2 separate regions of the Homo sapiens genome follow, and region 2 is linked to region 1. Evidence: chromatin loops called from intact Hi-C (ENCODE). Cell type or tissue: heart right ventricle. All regions are shown on one strand. Links, peaks and the distances in the headings refer to the core of each region. The heading gives the core; the rest is flanking DNA.

Region 1 (10,359 bases), core at 1,083-9,082:
GAGTGTGTTCGTGTATTTGTCTTCTCATTTCCAGTCTGACTCCCCATTAGATTACAAACTTCATGAGAGCAAAGAGCTTGCCGTCTTACTCACCTCTGTATCCCCAATACCCGGAACAGTGCCTGGCAGAGACAGGGCATTCCTAAACATTTGTCTCGTGAATCAACGAAACTCATTCCGTCACAGAACAAGGTTTGCTCTCCTAAGCCCCTAGAATAGCGTTCCATATTCTGAAAAATGGCCTGGTTCTGCTGAAGGAAGCCCAGGAAGCACATAGAACGGGGCACACTTTGGAATTCGGGGAGACACCTCCGGGGAACACTGGTAAGTACTCGGTATGAATTCACAAAAACTAGTTGCATGTTAATATATGCTGCCCCCTCCTTAAACGGCTTATAAACACTGTAATTTTCCTCACTAAAACATTGTCTAATAGAACCAACTCCCCTAATTACAGACGTTTGTATGCATTATAATCTTTATACAATTAAACCTACTAAAAAGAATAAATGATTAAATGCACCCCCCCCCACCGCCCTGTCACTAACCCATCCCTCCCCTAACCACCAAAAAAACAAACAACACAACAAAAGACCCCAAAGGTGCTGAGGATACCATGTTGAGCTGTAGACAGACAAAAGTCCCAGGAAATTGAAATTCAGGCTGACACAGAACTTTGTCACTACAGGAGGTAAAGTCAACTTTCACCTTCAAACCCCAGCATCGGACAGCTCAGCATCTGACTTCAATGTCACATAAAAGGCTTGTATGTACAAAATGTCTCATTTCAGGAGCAAACATCTTCCTTCACACACTTCATCTCCAGACACAAACACGCGGCTTGGTGACCGAAGGAAGCTTTTCTGGGATCATCTCCTAAAAATTTCACAAACGCATTCCTGGCTCGGGGGTATTTACCAGGAAGTCTGCGGCGACTCCTCTGGAGCCAGGCAGGTTTAACTGATAAGTCTCTCTTTGGGACACTGGCAGTGCATCCTGGGGAAAACATCCATCATGGAATTTCTATGAAAAACGCCCAGATATCAGCTACTCTTCCTATGCTAACACTCCACTTTTTAAAAATTCAGCATTGTGAGGAGAAAAGGGGAACTATGCCCCGTGAATGCCAGGAGCTGAGATGGGTCCTCCTGTTTGAGTGCTGAAAGGGCCATCAGCACAAAGCCATGTTATCTAAACCCCTGAAAAGCTGGTGGTTGAAAAGGAAGAGCAGGCAGAGAGGCTTAATTATAGCCACAGAGCGGACACCTCCCCACCCCCCGCCAACCCCGGGCTTTCCTCTGGATGTGCCTTGGAAGGTTCCTTCTCCTACCTGGGCCACCAGGCCTTGGGCAACCAGAATAATCATTTCTGCCCTTCCAGGGACAAAGTTCTCCAGCAACAAAACAGGATGGCCTAGTGGAAAGATCTGTGTCATCTCATGGGCCCACAGTGAAGGGCTCTGGGCATCTTCTCCGTGCTGTGTTCTTTTTTTTTTTTCTTTTGAGACGGAGTCTTGCTCTGTCACCCAGTCTGGAGTGCAGTGGCACGATCTCAGCTCACTGCAACATCTGTCTCCCGGGTTCAAGCAATTCTGCCTCAGCCTCCCGAGTTGCTGGGATTACAGGTGCCCGCCGCCACGCCCGACTAATTTTTGTATTTTTAGTACAGACGGGGGTTTCACCATGTTGGTCAGGCTGCTCTCGAACTCCTGACCTCATGATCCACCTGCCTCGGCCTCCCAAAGTGCTGGGATTATAGGCGTGAGCTACTGTGCCTGGCCCGTGCTGTGTTCTTGCCTGTAAACTAGAGCAGATAATAGAATCTGCCTCCTAAGGCTGCTGACGGTGCACTGTAGACGCTGTGTGAGCAGTGGCTGTCATTATCAGACAAAGGATGCCTAGCCATGTGCAGGAATTCTGCAGGGTCACTCAGGCCTTGGTAATCTTGACCCTAAAAGGCCTCTCGAGTCCTTTCTAAAAAAGGGTTTGGGGTGAGGGGAATGGGGCAGAAGTCAGCAAGCACTTAGGTTCTCCCGTTTCTTGTCTTCTTCCCTGGCTCTGCCCCCATCCACCCCAAACCAAAGATGATGACCGGATGTCAGCTGCAATTCCTGAGAATCCGTTAGGGCATCTGACACAGACACCACTGGACTCAGGAGGAGAGAGGCATCTGCCCAGTTTTTGGTAAGGAAGAAAGCAAAGTGGCATCTGCTGAGGTTTACTGTCCCAGGCACGTTGCCCTGGGTGCTCACCCTGTCCTCAAAAGCCCCTAAGGTAGGGACAATGATGATCCCCTTTTGTCTCTGGAGGAACTGAGGTACAGAGAGGTGAAAAGCTTTGCCCAAGGACACAGCTAGTGAGTGACACGGTTCAGGCTGACCCCCTGACAAGCCTGTCTCACACGGGCAGAGCAAACACATTCAGGGGGCAGGGAGGAGATGGGGTTTTACGTGTCAGCTCAGCCCCTAACTTGCTCTTCGACCTGAGAGACCCCTCCTAGGCACCCAGTGCTCCCCTCTGCAGATGGGAGTTGGTTCTTCCAACCGTGTTCTATGGATCTGTGAGTCACCAAGTTCTAGGGCTTTCCCACTCAAGCAGCCTCTCTCAGCCCCTTTTCCAGGCCTTTCTTTGGTGGTTGGGGTACAGATTGGGCAGCCGAGGAGAGGCAGTTCCTGCCGGTGCCACGTGTGCCCGGCACAGCTGCCAGGAAGTCCTATTAGTCAGCACCAACAGCTGCTGCCACAAACACGCGGCACAAACGGAGGAGACGCGCCCAAGACTCTGCTGAACCTTGGGGGTGGTTGGAGAACGAGAAGAGCCAAGGAAAAGCAGGAGTCCAGACCTTCCAGAGGGCTCCACACATGGCCCCCCACTCCCTTTACCCAAGGCCGAAGCCACAAAGTCACCTGAAGCCAAAAGGCCCCACTCAGCCCCAGCCAGCCGGCTTGGCTGGATTTTGTTGTCCTAAGTGGGCCTTCAGCTGCAGACAGGCACAGACATCAGCCAGGCAGACAGGCCGCAAACGGTAGCTGTCCCCAGAGCCCTGAAGCCCCCAGCCATCAGGTTTCCTGTTTCCTCAGAGCAGGGAAGGTGCTGGCAGGTGGGAAGTAACCCCTAACCCCTTCAAGGTGGGTTTGTAAGTATAGGGTCTCTCCCATTAGCGCTTTTCTTCATCCCTTCAAACTTTAATAAGGATGATTTTTGTAAGCATTCTCAGGCTCTCCTGTTTCAAGGAGCATTAAATTTCCAGCACTGTCTGCCAGAGGTATCCCAGGCCCCCAGCGTGCCGGCAGGAGATGCCATTCTACACACCTGTCAGGAAGAAAGGAAGAGTAAGATGGCCCCAGGCCAGCACCGCCTCCCTCGCTCCCACCCCTCTGTTCTCTGGGCATTCCAGGGTCTCGTCAGCAACCCCTCTTGATTTTCATCCAGTCTCATCTTGGGCAACAGAACCTGGGGTTGTGGGTTTTTTCCCAGAAGAAGAAACACACGAGGAGAGGCCAGTGGAGAACAAAACACCCATTTCTTCCGGGAGAAGGGGAGGGGAGATGGCTAACTGCTGGTCAGGCTGTACAAAACCCTATAGAATCCCACAAACCTCGTGCTGTTTAAGAAAAATAAACGCCCACACAAAAACCTCTCCAAGTTCTGAATCTTACAGCAACTCCCCTTTACAAAAGTGAGGTTGTTTATGCTTAAAAACCAAGAAGGCAAATGTCTCTAGAAGGTTTATAAAAATCAGCTGTGTTGGCCAGGCGCAGTGGCTCACGCCTGTAATCCCAGCACTTTGGGAGGCTGAGGCGGGCAGATCACAAGGTCAAGAGATAGAGACCATCCTGGCCAACACGGTGAAACCCCGTCTCAACTAAAAATACAAAAATTAGCCGGGCGTGGTGGCACGCGCCTGTAGTCCCAGCTACTTGGGAGGCTGAGGCAGGAGAATCGCTTGAACCCGGGAGGTGGAGGACCCAGTGAGCCGAGATCGCACCACTGCACTCCAGCCTGGAGACAGAGCAAGACTCTGTCTCAAAAAAAAAAAAAATCAGCTGTGTTGATGTACAGGACCATGAACCCACGCGGAGGCCAGTTTAAATGTACAGCCAAGCAAGGGAGGTCTCCAGGGTGAAGGGAAGAATGCCTCCCTGAGATCCCTTCACCCTTCTGTCCTCCCCATGAAGCTACAATTATGAAATAAATAGTGAAATAATAATGAAAGAAACCCCTGCAGGCATCATCTTTGCCTAAAACAATGACTACTATTGCTACACACCTACTGTGTGCCAGGCAACATGCTTTAAGTACTTCCCATATGGCAATTAATCTACATAATGTCCCTTATGAGGCTGAAATTACATGCATAAGTTTAAATAACAACGAAAAGGAAGAAAGAAAGCACAGAATCAGGCTGAGAGAAAAGGGAAAAGAAAGGGACCCTGGTGAGAGATGCCTTCTGTGCTGGACCTCACAGAGGGACTTTGTCTTATAGGGTCCTGTCTTCCTAAAACAAAGTCTCCAAGAAGTTCAGAGATTTACAACATTATTGAGTCCTGAAGCTGCGATTCAAAACCCAGTTCCAGCTGAGTGCAGAGGTCTGTCTATATGCCAATGATACTTTCATACTTCTTGAAAAAAAATCTACCTCCCAGCAGTGAAAACCAGCCAGCCCAGCTGGTTGCAGGGTGGTGAGGTGACAGAGCAGGCAGTGTGTAGGGCATGGGGACACCTCCCAAGGGATTTAGGAGAGGCAAGAGGGGTGGACCAGAGTTCATACAAGCTATTCAAGAGCCTCAGGGCAGCAATTTAGCACCAAATGCATGAAAAAGAGTCAGCCCTGGGCCTTGGAGGGAGTGGAACCTCTCCCTCTCCTTGGTCAGCCATCTTGTCCTCATGAGTCACCAGGCCCAGGCAAGGGTGTGGGTGGTTCTGCAAACCCGTCCCCGTCAATGGAAACAGAATACAAAGACTTCATCCTCACATTAGTGGGTTACCAGCGTCACTGCCTCCTACAAAGCGCTGCCTGAAAACATCCGTCTCCAGCACGACCAGGTCCCTGCAGCCCTGGGAGAGCGGCAGGGGGCAGTGTTGACAGGAGCAAGCTGGCCAGAGCTACAGCTCCCACCCGGGATGGCCCCTGACCCGAGGCCTCCTCTGAGCCCAAGGGAACCCCTCTGGCCTAGTTTCCTCAGGAGTAAAAAGAGATAGTCCAGGTCTACTCCCTCAAACGTTTCTGTGGCTTAAAATACCAGAAACACCAACATCCCAGGCATAAATAAGGGTACCTGTGGCCTCTTGGCGGACCAGAGGACCAGGGCAAAACCTGCTTCCCCACCTCCTCAGTCCTTACCCTGCACGCCAGGAAATCACATCCACACCCATGCACAGGGGCACATAAATGAACAAACCCACGCTCAGACTCAGTACACAGAGTATGTGAGCCTGCACAGACTGCCATTCATTCAAGTCCCATGGCAGCCTGCCAAATTATAAATAGCCCAGCTCGTTTTTAAGATGACCAGCGTTCAGCAAAGCCCTCTGGCCTTCAGCAGTATATGAGCCTCCTCTTAACCTCTTTTAGCTAGATGCTCAACAAGGAATCCAGTCTGACCCAGCCACGCTACACACACACACACACACACACACACACACACACACACACACACACACACACACGGATAACAAACCCCAGGTAAGACTGTCTGATAAACAGCATCTGACTGATGCTAAGCCCACAGATACGGGGTCCAAAAGGGTATCCAAGTCACAAGAATGACAAACACAAAGCTATTTCAAAGGGAATGAGGGGCACGGCTTCCTGTGCCCCAGCAAGCTCTCAGCAGGCAGACCCAGCTGGCCACCCAGTTCACTTCTCAGACCTCTATTAGAGCACAGGGCACCCATCGCTGCCTCCTCAGCTCACAGTTCAGAACAAGCCCTGCCTCCCCACCCTTTCAAGCACAGTTCAAACTGCCTTGCATGGCTTCTAGGTCAAAACACCACAAGTGACTGGTGGTTTGAAATAAACAGCTAACTCTGGGGAGACCAAACAGTGGAGATAGATCACTCAGCCTCACCCTAAGCTATAATCAAAGAGATAACCATTGGTATTGAATCTTAGCTAGAACAGACCCCCCCTCTTATCCCACCCCAAGCATCACAGACAGAAGTTTCCAATGAGGAATTTCTCAATTCTCTTCATTGTTTCAATTTTCCCCTCTGGCCCTCACACACTATCCCAAGACTTCGGGCCATCCGCTAAGAATCCTGGAAATGTATTCACTTATCAGATTCTTAGGAAATAGTCCAAAGTCTGAGCCTTCTACTATGCTGTGAGCTCCTTCTCTACTAAAAATACAAAAAATTAGTTGGGCAAGGTGGCGCACGCCTGTAATCCCAGCTACTCAGGAGGCTGAGGCAGGAGAATCACTTGAACCCGGGAGGCAGAGGTTGCAGTGAGCCAAGATCGTGCCACTGCACTCCAGCCTGAGCGACAGAGCGAGAGATGCCACCAAAAAAAAAAAAAAAAAGACAAAGCCTATCTCCCCAGTGCCTGGCACAGGACCTGCAATGCCATCCTCCATCTAATGAATGAAAGTCACCTCAAGGGAGGTCCCTGTGGGATGTTGATGAAGGCTTGGGTTGACCCAACTCTCTGCCCGCAAATATCTAATCTCTACCAACAGCCAAGGAAGTGCTTTCTGCAGAGTCCTCCTCGTCCTCTAAATCAGGTGAGGCCATAGTTTGACTACGACATGCCACAACCAGGTTGAGTGCAAATCCTCATCCAGACCTACAAATACCTCTCAGCCTCCAACCTGTAAAATCCCATGAATCACATAGGCTTGATCTGAGCAATCAAAAACTGCCAGAAGCCAAGCCTTCCCCAGCATCAACCAGAGGGACGGAGAAATGTGCCTTAAATCATGCCTCGGGAAACAGAAACCTAATGAAAGTGTCCCCTACTGCAACAAGTCCTGAGCAACTCAACTCAACAGACATACAACAAAATTCCTAGGCCGGGCATGGTGGCTTATGCCTCTGCGGATCACCTGAGGTCAGGAGTTTGAGACCAGCCTGGCCAACATGGTGAAACTCCATTTCTACTAAAAATGCAAAACAAATAGCCGGGCGTGGTGGCAGGTGCCTGTAATCCTAGCTACTTGGGAGGCTGAGGCAGGACAATTGCTTGAATCCAGGAGGCGGGGGTTGCAGTGAGCAACCTGCGCCATTGCACTCCAGCCTGGGCAACAAGAATGAAACAAACGCAGTCTCAAAAAAAAAAAAAATTCCTATGGGAGACCTGCAACCCTCAGGCCCTAGGCTCCGGTCAGACTGGGATTGCCATGGGTCTGCTCTGCTCCTCCGACTAAATCCCTCATCTTGACCCACTTCCATTTTCCCCCTCCTAAAATACTGTATTTTTAAAAATTCCTTAGAGGGAGTGTTTTATTTTCTTAACTGAACTGTGGCTTTCAAAACAGGCCTGACCTTCCTGCTTGCCACCCCTCCTTGTCACGGAGCCACAGAAATTAAATTGATTTTCCCTATCAGTGCTCTGCATCTCAGTGATCATGCCCAGCCTCCAGAAAGTCTGCTTTCTGCTCCATCTCATGAACAGAAGCCCTGCTGCTAAATCTAACCCCACTGGCTCAGGAAGGAGGGGATGGAGGAAGAAGGGGTAACTGAAGGGCACAGGTAACAATTTATGGCCCCCTTGGCACTGTGGTCTTATCTCTGCGGCCAGCCCCTTCTGAGAAATGGTACCCGTTACTGAACTCCCCCTGGGGGGAGGCTATTCCTCGGGGCCTGACTGTTTGCAACAGGTGGCCCAGTCAGGGAGAGGAAAGCTTGCTGTGGGGACCCCATCCTGCCTTCCGCACACCCTACTCCTCTGGGCACGTCCCCAGCCAGGCACCCCAGCTCGGGCTAAACCACCTGCCCCACCCCACCTCTACTGGTGCACTGTCTCCCAGGCGCTGGGAGGTGGAGGCTGCTGCAAAGAAGGCCAAACATGTTCAGAAGGGGCCCTCCATAACCACCCAATCCAAATAAGGTCCCCTTCTCTCTTGTAGGACACACTGTGCTTTCTTTTCACAGCACCTGTGGCACTTTGTAATTACACGGGTGCATGTGCACGGCTTTCTGCGTGCGTCTCTAATGTTGGTCAGTCACACCACATTAGGCCCCATGAAGGTGAGACCATTGTTGCCTTCTTCTCCATGGTATTAAGCACTTCATATTTATTGATTAAGTTAAGTAGAAAAAAGATGCACTTTATCACAGGCTACTAGAAGCAGGATACTAACTTATTTTGGGTTAGGCCTCTTTGGGAATTGTTTGGTCCACACAGAATGCAGGGCATAGAATACATGAACTTGTAGGGTTCTCTGTTTACCTTTTCTCATCCCTCTCCTTATTTTTGTCTTGTTAACAAGCCACCAAAAATGCATCCCTGTCCCATACGGAAGAAAAGAGAGCCAAGGACAAAAGTTTGAAGAAAAGTTCATTGCAGTGAACATTGGAATTCTACCTGGCAACCCGCTGAAAACATTCTTTCCCTCCTCTCCCCAGTCCCTCCAGGCATGTCCCCAATAATTCAACCCCCAATCCATCCTATTGCCAACCATCATCCCCAGGAATGACAGTCCCACTGTCAAGTCCCTCCTTCAATTGGAATTCGAGTTCTGACCTGACCCAAGTTCATTATTGGCATCAAAGAGCTCTGGCTCATTGAGTCATCTTTCTGATGATCTGGGAGCAAAAGCCAAGAGACTTCATTTCTTTATTTCCACTTCATTTTGTTCCAAAGGGATTGGAGGTGTCTTACAAAAATAGCTACAACACGATAAAAATAGACGAAGAAATGAGTTAGGATGGGGAATAAAATAAATCCAAAAGTAAGGTTACTGCCCAAAAATATGCATCACGATTGATAAAGGCAATCCCAAGAAATGAGACACCAAAAATGTTCTTCCTGAAATTCCCTCCTCATCAGGAAGATGGAAAATATTTCTGCTGATATTCAACAGACACTTGACCTACCATCCAAGTCTCGGCTCAACCTTGGGGATTCATCAACAATGCACACACCAGGCTCCAGGCTGTAAGTGTCTCTGATGTCCTTGAATCCAATGTCAAGTACTTCTCAGCTGGGAGAGGTGAGTTGCTGGAGTCAACCCAGGAGAAGGGACAGGAAGGGTGGGGAAAATGTTTTCTCTAAAACCAGAGTACTGTCAGTACTCATCTCTGCTTGCAGAATAACCCTGTCTGACCTTGGGCAGAACTAGATGCTCTCCTCAGTCCCTCCAATTCTAAAACTTTTATGATATTAATGATTAACCGCTGTCATATTCAAGGGAGTGGTTTCATTGGAATGCCCACAGCAAGCGGCATCTTTCACTTCCACCCAAGTCTCCAATTCTGCCTGCTCTCACCCCCCTGCCTCCTCGGCGAGCATGGGCTGCCCAGACCCAGGGGCTCCTCTGCCCCAGGCTCTTGAACCTCTCAACTTTCATTTCCCATGCCTTCTAACACTCAGCTTAGCAAAGCAAGGCCCACGCTGGATCTCTCTCCCCACATCCACCCAGCAGAGCATCAGTTTTCTTTAGTCCATACTTTTTGGAGAACCCAATAGCCAGAACACAAGTACAAAAGGTTTTCCCACACATTTGTGAACACACATTCCTCCTTCCATAATCTGTTCCCAGTCCCAGTCTATTTTCAATAGAAGATATTTACTGAGTGCATATTCTGTGCCACAGGCTCTACTAAGCCCCTTTTGTGAATTTTCTCATTTAACCCTCACTGCCCCCATGTGAGGTAGTTACTTTCTTATTCTTCCCATCTTACAGATCAACATATTGAGAGACTCAGTGAGGTCAAGTCGCTTGCCCACGGCCACGCCTGTATTCATCCCCAGGTTCATCTCATTCCAAAGCTCGGAACCACTACACTATACAGTGATACCCGCTTCCACAATCCATTAGGAACCTTCTGCTTTTAATTGCTTCATCACTCAGTTATAGATTTTTCAGGCATGCATTCATTCCAAGAGCTAACCCTCCACCTCCAGCATGGAAGTTTTGGGTTTTGTGGTCCAGCAGACCTGGGCTCTGACCCTTATTCAAGGCCCCACAACCTCTCAGAGCTTCAGTTTCCCATGTGTATAGTAGAGCAAATCCCCCAAGTCTCCTATTAAGAGTGTGGCAGTTCCTGGATGGATAAAATTTTTTCTAGGAGGGATGGGCTTACCCCCTACCCCTCCGACAATTTCACATAAAACATGAATCCATCACTCAGTCCCATTGGAAGGGCAATGAATCCATCCCCAAGGACCGAGGGGCATTCCAAAGGAGACTTACGT
Region 2 (10,359 bases), core at 1,568-9,567, 180 kb after region 1:
CTATTTCAAAGGATTGTTGTAAGGATTAAAGAAGACTAAGTGTATAGTCTCGGTACTATGCCTATAACATATAAACTCACAATAAATGACAGTCATTATTCTGAATTAGGATTTTTCTTTTTAACTATTCAAAATCTCACAGCTAAAATAAAGCAAGATAGCAGCCAGGCATCCACCCTAAGGCTAACATTCCAGATGGTTGGAAGCCTGGTGCTATCTTCAAAAGAAGGGAGAATGGAAAATATCTTATCCTACTCTGGACCCAGTGGGACAACTGTCCCAGCTGGACCGACCAAGTGAGGCTGCTGCTACAACATACCACAGGGTGCTCAGCCCCAAGACCACACCTGCGCACTTCACACCACACGGAAAGCAGAGATCATGATTCCAAAAATGCATATTCTTCACCAAGCAGACACTCAGCCAAAGGCGACCCCAAGCAGATACCATCTATGAAGTCACAGGTCAGACTGCTCTGAGCCACGGGACACACACTGGGGTTATACAGGCAATCTGTGATGTCCACATTGAGAAATGACATCTCACTGTCTACACATGGTGAGGTCACGATCACGGCTTAAACAAGGACAAAGTACAGGACTTTGGAATTGTATCTATATCATGGTCCCTTGTTAAGGAGGAAAAGAGGAGAGAACAGAAGGTAGAAACAAGAGAATGAGAGAGCTCTTTGTAAGCAGCCACACACCCCAAAGGTAGAGGTGGCATCTGCTAAGAGCATCACTCCTGAAGAAGAAGAGTCTATGGCAAGAGAGACTCTGGCCAGAGAGAACATAGCCTGCATTAAGCTTAAGCCACAAGCCCAGGTTGGAAGTTCTCCAGGCAACAGCATCCGCCATGGTCCTATCAGTGACCCCAGCTTCTATATGGGTCTGAATGAGCTCAGAACATTCCACAGGGCATCCCCATACACCCGCACAGACACACAACAGGTTCCCCACAGCACCTGTCAGTTTGCCTTATTGGGCCCTTGAGGCCTTCTACAAACTGGCTCCAACCTACTTTGCAAGCCTCATGCCAGGCCACTCTGCAGCACATACCCTTTGCAACACCTGCACACCCTGACCTTTCCTAGTGCCTAGCCGGAAGGAAGAACAGCATTCCTGCCATTATTCCTTCCTATCTGATCTTCAAGACCTGGGGCAAAGACCACCTCTTCCTAGAAGCTTAGATTGCCCTTCCTCAAAATGCTGTTCCTACCTCTTCTACTGTGCTTATCCCACCCTTTCCAGTATCACAGGTCACCCCCTCCTCCCAACCTGGAGCTAATGATGTTCTTAAAGACAAGAACTGTGTTTCTTCTGGCATTTTTCATTCGCTCTACCTAAATGGAAGTCCACGATGTACAAAAGTGCAGAAGTAAGGGCTAAGGATGGGGTGTTTTTTGTTTGTTTGTTTGTTTGTTTGTTTGAGATGGAGTCTCGCTCTGTTACCTAGGCTGGAGTGCAGTGGCGCAATCTCGGCTCACTGCAACCTCCGCCTCCCAGATTCAAGCAATTCTCTGCCTCAGCCTCCCGAGTAGCTGGGATTACAGGTGCCCGCCACCATGCCTGGCTAATTTTTGTATTTTTAGTAGAGACGGGGTTTCACCATCTTGGCCAGGCTGATCTTGAACTCCTGACCTCGTGACCCACCCGCCTCGGCCTCCCAAAGTGTTGGGATTACAGGCATGAGCCACCGCACCTGGCTGGGTTTTTTTTTTTTTTAATTATTAGTAAAATATGCTTGTGTCCAATGGAGAAGATAAGGCATGAACCTAAATACCATAAAACTCAGAACAAAGTACCTAACGCAATCCCCGGTGCTGAGCAGAAACTTGGTAAATAATTTCTGAACTACTGAAAGTGGCAACTGACTGTACCATAGATATGGTCCACCCCACTCCCGCCATCGCTCCTCCCTGGCTTTGGTGATCACACCTGAGAGCATGTCATAAACTTATCTGTTTGCTCACTGCTTATTTGCCCCACTAGAGCAAAAGTTTGGTGACAGCAGGAACTTTGTCATATTCTCCACACTATCCCCCGAATTTTGCACAGTATCTGGCAAACGGTCGGTGCTTGTTTGGTGAATAAATGAATGAGTGAATGTCTAGCACAACATGCAACAGATGTATGTGCTCCACAAGTTTCTGCTAATTTATTATTGTTGGAAGGGGCTTAACCAAAGAAAAGGTAAGTGCTGTGGAAATCCAAAGAAGTATGACTGTTTCCACAAAGGGGCAGGGACAGCTTCGTGGAAAAGATAATGATGAAGCTGGGCTTTCAAAGAGGGTCTGTTGTGTACAGAGAAGGGAAGGGCAGTGCAGAGAGGGAAATCTGCAAAAGGACAGGTTTCTCAAAGAAGGGTGAGCATTCAGTTTCAAGGCAGCAAAAACTAGAAGAATTGAGAGATAAGGTGGAAAAGACCCTGGTACAGATTTTGAAGGACCTTAATTAAGCACCAAGCTAAGACGTCGAGACTGTGTTCCATGCACATCAGGAAGCACCGAGTATTTCCTGAATCCCTCCAAAAGTGGGTGCACGCATACAGTTGGCAATGAACAAGGATTAACCCAGCTCTTGTTAAATGAACACACTAGATCAAACGGGAAGAGAGAGATGATGAACTACATCTCCCCTGTGTGTTCTCGGGGTTTTCGGCCGAAGATTGTCCGGGTTTAAAAATACAAAATAGGACACAAAGAATGGACGCTGCCCCAAGCGGCACCTGAGATGGTCAGCTGGTTCCTCCGAGACTGCCTTCTCCTCCCTTCCCGGGCAGCAGAGGAGGCTCACCTGTCTGCCAAAAATCATCTGACAAAGAACACAGGAGCTTCATAGTCCTAGGAGACTGACCTCAACAATGAAACGAAAGCATGTGAGGAACGGCAAAATCCAGGGAAAGGACATTTGTAGGACAAGGTGCCCCTCCTCCTTAAGCTGACACCTGCTACTGACTTGGAACATAGGAAGGAGCGGTGCTCACCGACAAGAAAGAAGCTAAGCCACTAATCCTCCCAGGTCCTCGCTGCTGTGGAAAAGGGCTGCAGACACACCACCACATCCTCGCTGGGAACGAGAAAACCCACTGGCAGGCCAGTTCATGGTGGCTGCCGAGATGACAGCTGCAGATCATCCAAGATGGCAAGATGCTAGAATGACCCGACCCACAGCAGCAAGGGAAGGCCAGATGCCGAAAACTCACCCTTCGCCCTTGAGAAGCTGCCAAGAAACCACTCCCCCAGAACAGGAGGTGTGCGTGTACACGCTCGGGCTGCCATTGCACCCATCTGGATGCGTGCTTAGCAGAGAACCTTCCAGGGCCCTGAAGCCACGTCAGAGGACAAGACAGGAACAGGAAAACCTGACTGCTAGCTCAGCCCTGCTACAACCTAAGTGTGGATCTGAAGCAACCAACGTAACTTTACTGGGTAGCAGCTACCTCCACGGTGAAAAAAGCAGGCTGGACTCAGTTCGTTCATTTAGTTACCAAACAGCAGCCACCAACAGTTCCCTGCCCTCAGGGAGCTTACATTCCAATTAAGATTTTCCTTCAGTCATTTCACCATTGTACTTTTTTTTATTCTATTAAAATAATTATCTGGTCGGGCACGGTGGCTCATGCCTGTAATCCCAGCACTTTGGGAGGCCAAGGCAGGTGGATCACCTGAGGTCAGGAGTTCAAGACCAGCCTGGCCAACATGGTGAAACCCCATTTCTACAAAAATACAAAAATTAGCCAGGCATGATGGCAGGTGCCTGTAATCCCAGCTAGTCGGGAGGCTGAGGCGGGAGAATTGCTTGAACCCGGGAGGCGGAGGTTGCAGTGAGCCAAGATCTCACCACTGCACTCCAGCCTGGGCGACAGAGTGAGGCTCCGTCTTAAAAATAATAATAATAAAAATAATAATTCTATAATAATAAGATCAACAGACATTTGCGGAGTGCTGTTTTATGCCAGACTCCCAGTGAAGAATTTTGCATTTATCCTCCAAACAACTAACTGCAGGCAGTGAGTACTATAATTCTCCCTCTTTTACAAAGGAGGAAACTGAGCCTTGGGGAGGCTTAAGTGACTCGCCCCTGGCCACCCCGCTGTGACTGAAGGCAACTAGAAATAGGTTAAAGAAGTGAGATCTCCCTGCATCAACAGATGAGGTTCTGGCCTCTAAAAGTTAAGGAAGGAAATGGCAATTGGGAAAAGATGGGAATGTTTTCTTATACACAAGGATAATTAAGACAGATGGTGAGTACACCCAGACCTCGCTCTTGCTGAAAGATGCTAAAGAGTCTCTTGGTTCCTCCACATAGAAGAAAATAACCCACGAGCTCAAGCAAAACTCTTCCAGACAGCCAACACTCCAGTCCAAAGGGAGCAAAGAACAGGGAGTGATGGATCCCCATCATCCTCATGTCTCCAAAGCCTTCAAATTAAGTCATCTTTTTAGAAGAGCATGACCATTTTAATTTTTAAAAAGATAAGGGGCTGGGGGGGAACTCTTACATATTTTACAAAATGAAATAATCATCCAGAGAAATACGAAGATATAGAATGAACCAGTCTTCTTGCCCTGATCAAAATATACCTCACTAATTAACAGCCTCTAGTCTCCGAAGCGTCTCCCCACTCTACTTCACTTGAGATGTGAACATTTACATCGCAAAGGGGGATACATAAACTGTAGGATTCAAAACCTTCCTTTGGTGACTTATTAAAATTCTGGTCTAAACAGATTTTTATTTATATGATACATTAGAGAATATTATGACAGTACTAATATGAAATCTGTTCTTCACTGCCATGGATTTTCTTTCTTTTTAAGTTACCATTTCTTTCCACTAGTCTTGTTTTAACACCTCCACGGAATATTTCTCTGGCGAGCGTTAGCAAGGAGGGACAGCCAGAAAGCAGAGAAACTCATTTTAACTGAAACACACACTGACATATCATTTACAAGCTCCTCGCCCATCCCACGAGGAGGGGCAGGGTTCCCTCTGCCACTGTGACCTGAACACAAAAACACAGAAGTTTTATTGAAGGGAGATAATCGATAAATAAATCAGGGTCGACTTAAAGTTCTATGCTCCTGGGTTTTGGCCCCCAGCGCTAACTCCAGTCTGAAATCCCGGTGGCCAGGCTCAAATTCTATTGGAAAATAACCGTAGACAGGGAAGACACTTTCTCCCCACCCTGTCCCAATTCCCAACCACCATACAACCTTGGCATTTACTCTGTTGCCTCACTGGGGTTGAGTAACTCCAGAACCATCTGAAAAGATGGCCTGAGGGGTCAGATCAAAAGATACAAGACAGTGTCACACACTGGTATAACATGATGGGGCAAGGCAAATCACCTAGGCCCAGGAACGCAGAACTTCAAAGTACTGGGCCTCTGGCTATGGTTCCCTCAGCACAGCCCGCTGACCTCTCCGAGCCCATCTCCTGTCGCATAGCAGAGGGGCCATCCCCTGAGGTACCCCCACAGCATGGCACAGTGGTGAAGGGCCCAGTTCTACAGCCAGGTTGCCTGGGTATGGCTCCTGGACATCCATCTGTGCCTCCGTTTCCTCATTTACAAAATGAGCTCATACTAGTACTCTCCTCATAGGGCTGCATGAGAATTAAATGGATTAATAAAGTCTCTGCAATAGTGCCTGGCATATAAATTCAACTAGTATCATTATTATTACTCAACCTCTCACAGGATTGATGTGAGGACTTAATAAAAATGGCAGAAAAAAATAGCAGGTTGGCCAGGCACAGTGGCTCACGCCTATAATCCCAGCACTCTGGGGGGCAGAGGTGGGAGGATAGCTTGGCCCAGGAGTTTAAGACCAGCCTGGGCAACACAGTGAGATCCCATCTCAAAAATAAATAAATAAATAAATAAGATAGCAGGTTAACGCTTCTATGGCATTACCATGCAACGTCTTTTTTTTTTCAGTCCCTTTACCTTTATTAATTTACGTAATCTGCAGAAAAACTCTATGAGATGGAAAAACGAAGGTTCAAGGAAGTTAAACGACCTGTTCAAATTCACACAGCTAAGGAGTGGCACCACCAGCATCCGAACCCAGGCTGTCCCACTTGCAAACAACAACCGGAACAATGATGAGAAAACCGACAAGAAAAATAATGACAATGACGAAGACCTTTGTCGCAGACCATGCTCTTTTACTCTACACAAAAACCTTCTGGGAGAGCTATGTCATCACTCCTACTTTACAGATGAGCACACTGAGACTGAGAGAAGGTTAGGGACAACAGCCAAATGCCCCAGGAGATGGAATTCAGATGGAGATAATGAACAGCCAAGTCCTCCGTAAAGTGAAGTATGTCATACACAGTAAGGTGTTATTATTAAATCCCTAGAATTCATGGAAAGATGTTCTCCCCCAAGTGGTTTCATGTTAATTCACCTACAAACATTCCAGATGTGGAGTTGAGGGTTGGGAAAGGAATGCACACTTTGACAAGTTTGAGAAACATTCTGTCTCGTTTTCAAGTTGAATGCATCACTGCAGAGTGTATTAAAGTGAAATATTGCTTTTCTCATTTAAAAACAAAGTTAAGGAAGGGGGACAACAAAGGGGAGAGAAAAACAGGTCAAACCCATGGTTTTACCAAGTAAGGGATTTTTCCAGCTTCCCTCTTGGGTAATCTGATCCAAGCTCTGAGTGATCAAATGACTAACCTGGAAATTTGAAGATTCACACTTATGGAAGAAACAGCAATTCCTCCAAACCCAGGAAATACTGCTAACTCTGGGAAGCCCTCTGAAATGTGAAGGATCACAGACAGTTTGGGAAGTAACTAAAACAATAAGGGCAATTCCAAAGTTTGTGCTAAGTACAAAAATAACCTAATCATTAATTCCTATCATTTGCTTAAGCATTACAAAAAAATGCCTGAAGAAAATATTTCATTGTATTTACTTAAAAAGTTGTGTTTCCATCTTTAAAAAAGGGAGAAGAGAACAAGGAGGGAGGGAGAGAAAGAAGGAGGGAAGGAAGGAATCAATCAATCAAGTGGTATGCCCCAGACCTGAAATTCTCAAAGTACCATCACAATCACCAACTTTTTCTATACTAATGTGCAAAACCATTCCTCTCTTTACACGATTAAAAGGTTCCACTTCTGGGAGACTGTGCATAAAGAAATAAACTGAATTTGCTAAAGCCACAACCTTTTCCGACTTAGAAGCTTCAACTTTTCCCCTTTCCCTAAAAGAATGACAAATCCCGAAGATACATAAAAAGCATTTCTTCCAGTGCTACATAAGGAAGAAAAATAGTAACTAAAAAGTGTAAATGTAACATGTAAGCCATAAGCCCTTCCAATTTAACCTTAGGCTTCAAGCAACTGTGTTCTCATAGCCACACCTGGCAAGCTCAGTGAAAACTATGTTAACGACACACTTCTAAAAAAGTGAAGCCCTATCTCAATTCTTTAAGCAAGTCTTGTAGTGCCACTCCTACAAGGTTACAACATTTTCAGGACTTCTCCACCCAGGCACCAGCACTTGCACAAATAAGAAGCACTGTTGGTTTCAAGTATGCCCTGACTTATCCAACCAACCTAAAACCAAGATATCCACTGCTTGCCCTCCCAGATTTAAGGCTTTATGGGCCTAAGAAGTTGTCTTTTCCAAGAAAGGATCAGCTGTTTAGTCAAACTCTACTCCTCTGCATTAACTCCAAGTTGTAAAGCCTCAAAGAGTACCCTCCGAAAGAGTCACAAGGAAATGTTCGACTTTTCCTGATATGATATTGGAAATGCTTAAAAAACAAATAGAATCCTTGCAAAAAATACTGCAGTCGATGGAAACACGTCCTCCCACTAAGCATCAGACTTGTCCCTGCCCCCAGGTGGATGTTCAGAAGCCACCTTGGGATGGCTAACTTAGAGACGCATGGTTATCTCACAGGACTACTTGCCCAGCCTGTCCTGATACCCCGAAGGAACAGTGAATACCAGGCTTCAACAGTTCATGGCCAATGCTGTTTGAAATTTGAAATTCTTGGCAATCATCTCTGAGTGCTAAAATCCTACTGTTTATTCTCCTACTTACCTTGGGTTGCGCTCGACGAGGAAATGCAACTTTGGGGTCAATCTGGGAAAAAAAATAGAAAAGCAGGAGTCAATAAAGTACTTTAAGGAAAAAATATATGATTAATCACCTAATTATTAATCACTCATTTCTCAGGCTTATAATCCAGCTTTTAGTAACTTCTCAGGCAACTCAAAAGTTTCTTAAACTTTGATCTCAACTTTAACCATCCCTCCAACAGATCAGGTAACTAACATAGCTAGCTAGCCTTTCTGAAATGACCCACCATGCATTTCAGTGTGTGATGCTCTTAATAAACCAGATCTCATGTAATTCTTATTTAGGCAAGGGCTTCTTCTTCCAGACACTGAATATTAAATGGTATCTACATCTAATTTGCTATGCGTGGCTGGGAGAAAAGATGGGAGCATCATTATCATTGGGAAAAAAATCATAACCTGAAAATTAAATGTAAGTATTCTCTAGCAGTAGGTAATTGGATGGTATTTCTTCTCCCTGATGATAACTAAACAACACAGGAGGGAAAGGAGCTTCCAAAAATTTTTTAAATCAACAACATCCAAAAACTCCCCACAGACATCCAACACAGTGCTCTGCTTGAGTTAATTAATTCATTTTAGCAAAAGTAAAGTTACCCAGGATTAACCAAAAAGATCATCTGTTCTGTAGCTATACCTCAAAAGATAAAAAATAATTTTTTGAAGTAAAGAAAATGAAGCATGTGAGCTAAATCCACCTGGATTTTAAAAACAACAGGGAGTAAAAATCTATAAGCAACCTAAACCCAAATTAGAAAAGAAATCCCATCATGGGGAGGGCACCAAAAAAAAAAAAAAGTTACTGAATACAAGAAGTAGTCAGAATCTAGTGCAACAAGTAGGGAATTCCCCTACCCCAACCTCAATCCGAGTGGAAAAACATCCTCCAGTCCAAATCACACACTTGCAAAACGCATGATGCTCAATCAGGGTCTAGCTGTACAGCTCAGAACAGTTCTCCTGGAAGCATGTGAATCTAACAGGCTGATGTGAGGGAGGAAAAAAGTGACTGCACAGATAAAAAGAGGAGGAAAGAAATGTGAAAATATTCCCGTTGTCGGTTTTCATTGAATTTCTAAATGTCACAAATCTTTGGGTAAAAATGTAACACAGATAGTATAAACATGCTACCAGTTATTTATTTCCAGGCTTTGGCTTTCATATTAAAATGTTTTCCTTTTAAAAAGTAAATCTGAGCTTTGTTTTCACTTCTGCCATGAGAAGGAGCAGGGGAGAAAAGAGTAATGCTGTGGAGGAAAGTAGGGAGGTGGGGGTGGGGAGTGGGAAGCACGGAGGATAGTTCATTTGTTCCCTGACTTACATCACCTAGGGTCCCAGCCAGAAAGACATATGAGGATTTCCTGCTGTTATTACGGGGGCTTAAAGACCTAATAAAAGTCTGCATTGCATTCCCTACCTTTAAACATCACCTGAGAAATGAGAGATTACTTTTCAAAAACTAAAATAGACAAAAATCTCTGATCTAGAAAACTACCCTTTCATAAAGATTAACATTACTGCATCTACAGGTGTGTCCAGCACTGACTAGCGCTTGTCTACAAGAGAAATACAACAGGTGTGGATTTTCCATTCTGTTGACGTACGTAAGACAGAGGTGTCTTTTTATAAATACTCCCCAGAGGGTGTTTTTTTTAGTTGGCCGGCACACAATTGCAATCAGAAATCACCTTGTTTATGGGGTAACAGGTGTGGGGTATGTTGAGGGAGGTGCCAGGAGCTGGAAGAAGTAAGGTGCAATGAAGAAAGTGAAGTACTAAAGAAAATTTAAATCACAAAACGAAAAAGCCAATTCAGAACTCCTGGATGGTGTGTGGCCGTATCAGAGCATTATATCATGATCGAAGTTCCTCAGTGTGCAAAGTTTACACGCTGAGATCTCTGAAGGAGAGGAAGGGTCAAGTTAAGCATGGCAAATCCCAACCTTTTGCACATCCCTGTCAACTATTTTTTAAAAAACAAACAAAAAAGAAAACTACCAAAAATTAAAACATTAGTTAGTTAGGTACAGCTCTACTTACTGTATCTACAAGTCCTCTAGGAAAAGACTAGGGTACTATTTTGGATGTGAATGGCCGTTACCTAAACAAAGCTTTTAAGGTAACAGTAAACAAGATCCTCGTTTCCATGTCAATAAACCAACCGCTTCTGCCTCCTGCACTGAACGTTGAAACAAAGTCAAAAGCTAGGTTACACTAAATAATAGTGACCAAAACATGTCTATAAACAATCA

What was found. Peaks named below come from ENCODE experiments on the same cell type or tissue, not always from the same donor. Only the 100,000 strongest peaks of a DNase experiment are listed, where the experiment ranks them.
Region 2: a loop joins it to region 1, with 2.2 times the contacts of the local background. A loop is called at or near these places in 29 of 110 quality-filtered maps.

The regions. Positions count from the first base shown.
Region 1 is chr17:57,435,724-57,446,082 of GRCh38, reverse strand. The region is part of intron 6 of MSI2 (musashi RNA binding protein 2); the gene reads right to left. Among named protein-coding and RNA genes, the nearest start is that of MSI2-AS1, 170 kb to the left of the region's middle. RefSeq lists silencers at 1,763-1,832, 5,295-5,354 and an enhancer at 4,825-4,884. In heart right ventricle, for the core only: a CTCF peak has its summit at 5,090 (motif pointing right); DNase peaks (open chromatin) are centred at 2,732, 4,982 and 5,475; H3K27ac peaks cover 3,134 bases.
Region 2 is chr17:57,259,904-57,270,262 of GRCh38, reverse strand. It overlaps MSI2 (musashi RNA binding protein 2), which reads right to left. Exons shown (of 14, transcript NM_138962.4): 5 at 8,071-8,112. Among named protein-coding and RNA genes, the nearest start is that of MSI2, 8.6 kb to the right of the region's middle. RefSeq lists an enhancer at 9,978-10,359. In heart right ventricle, for the core only: no CTCF peak of the experiment used is centred there; no DNase peak of the experiment used is centred there.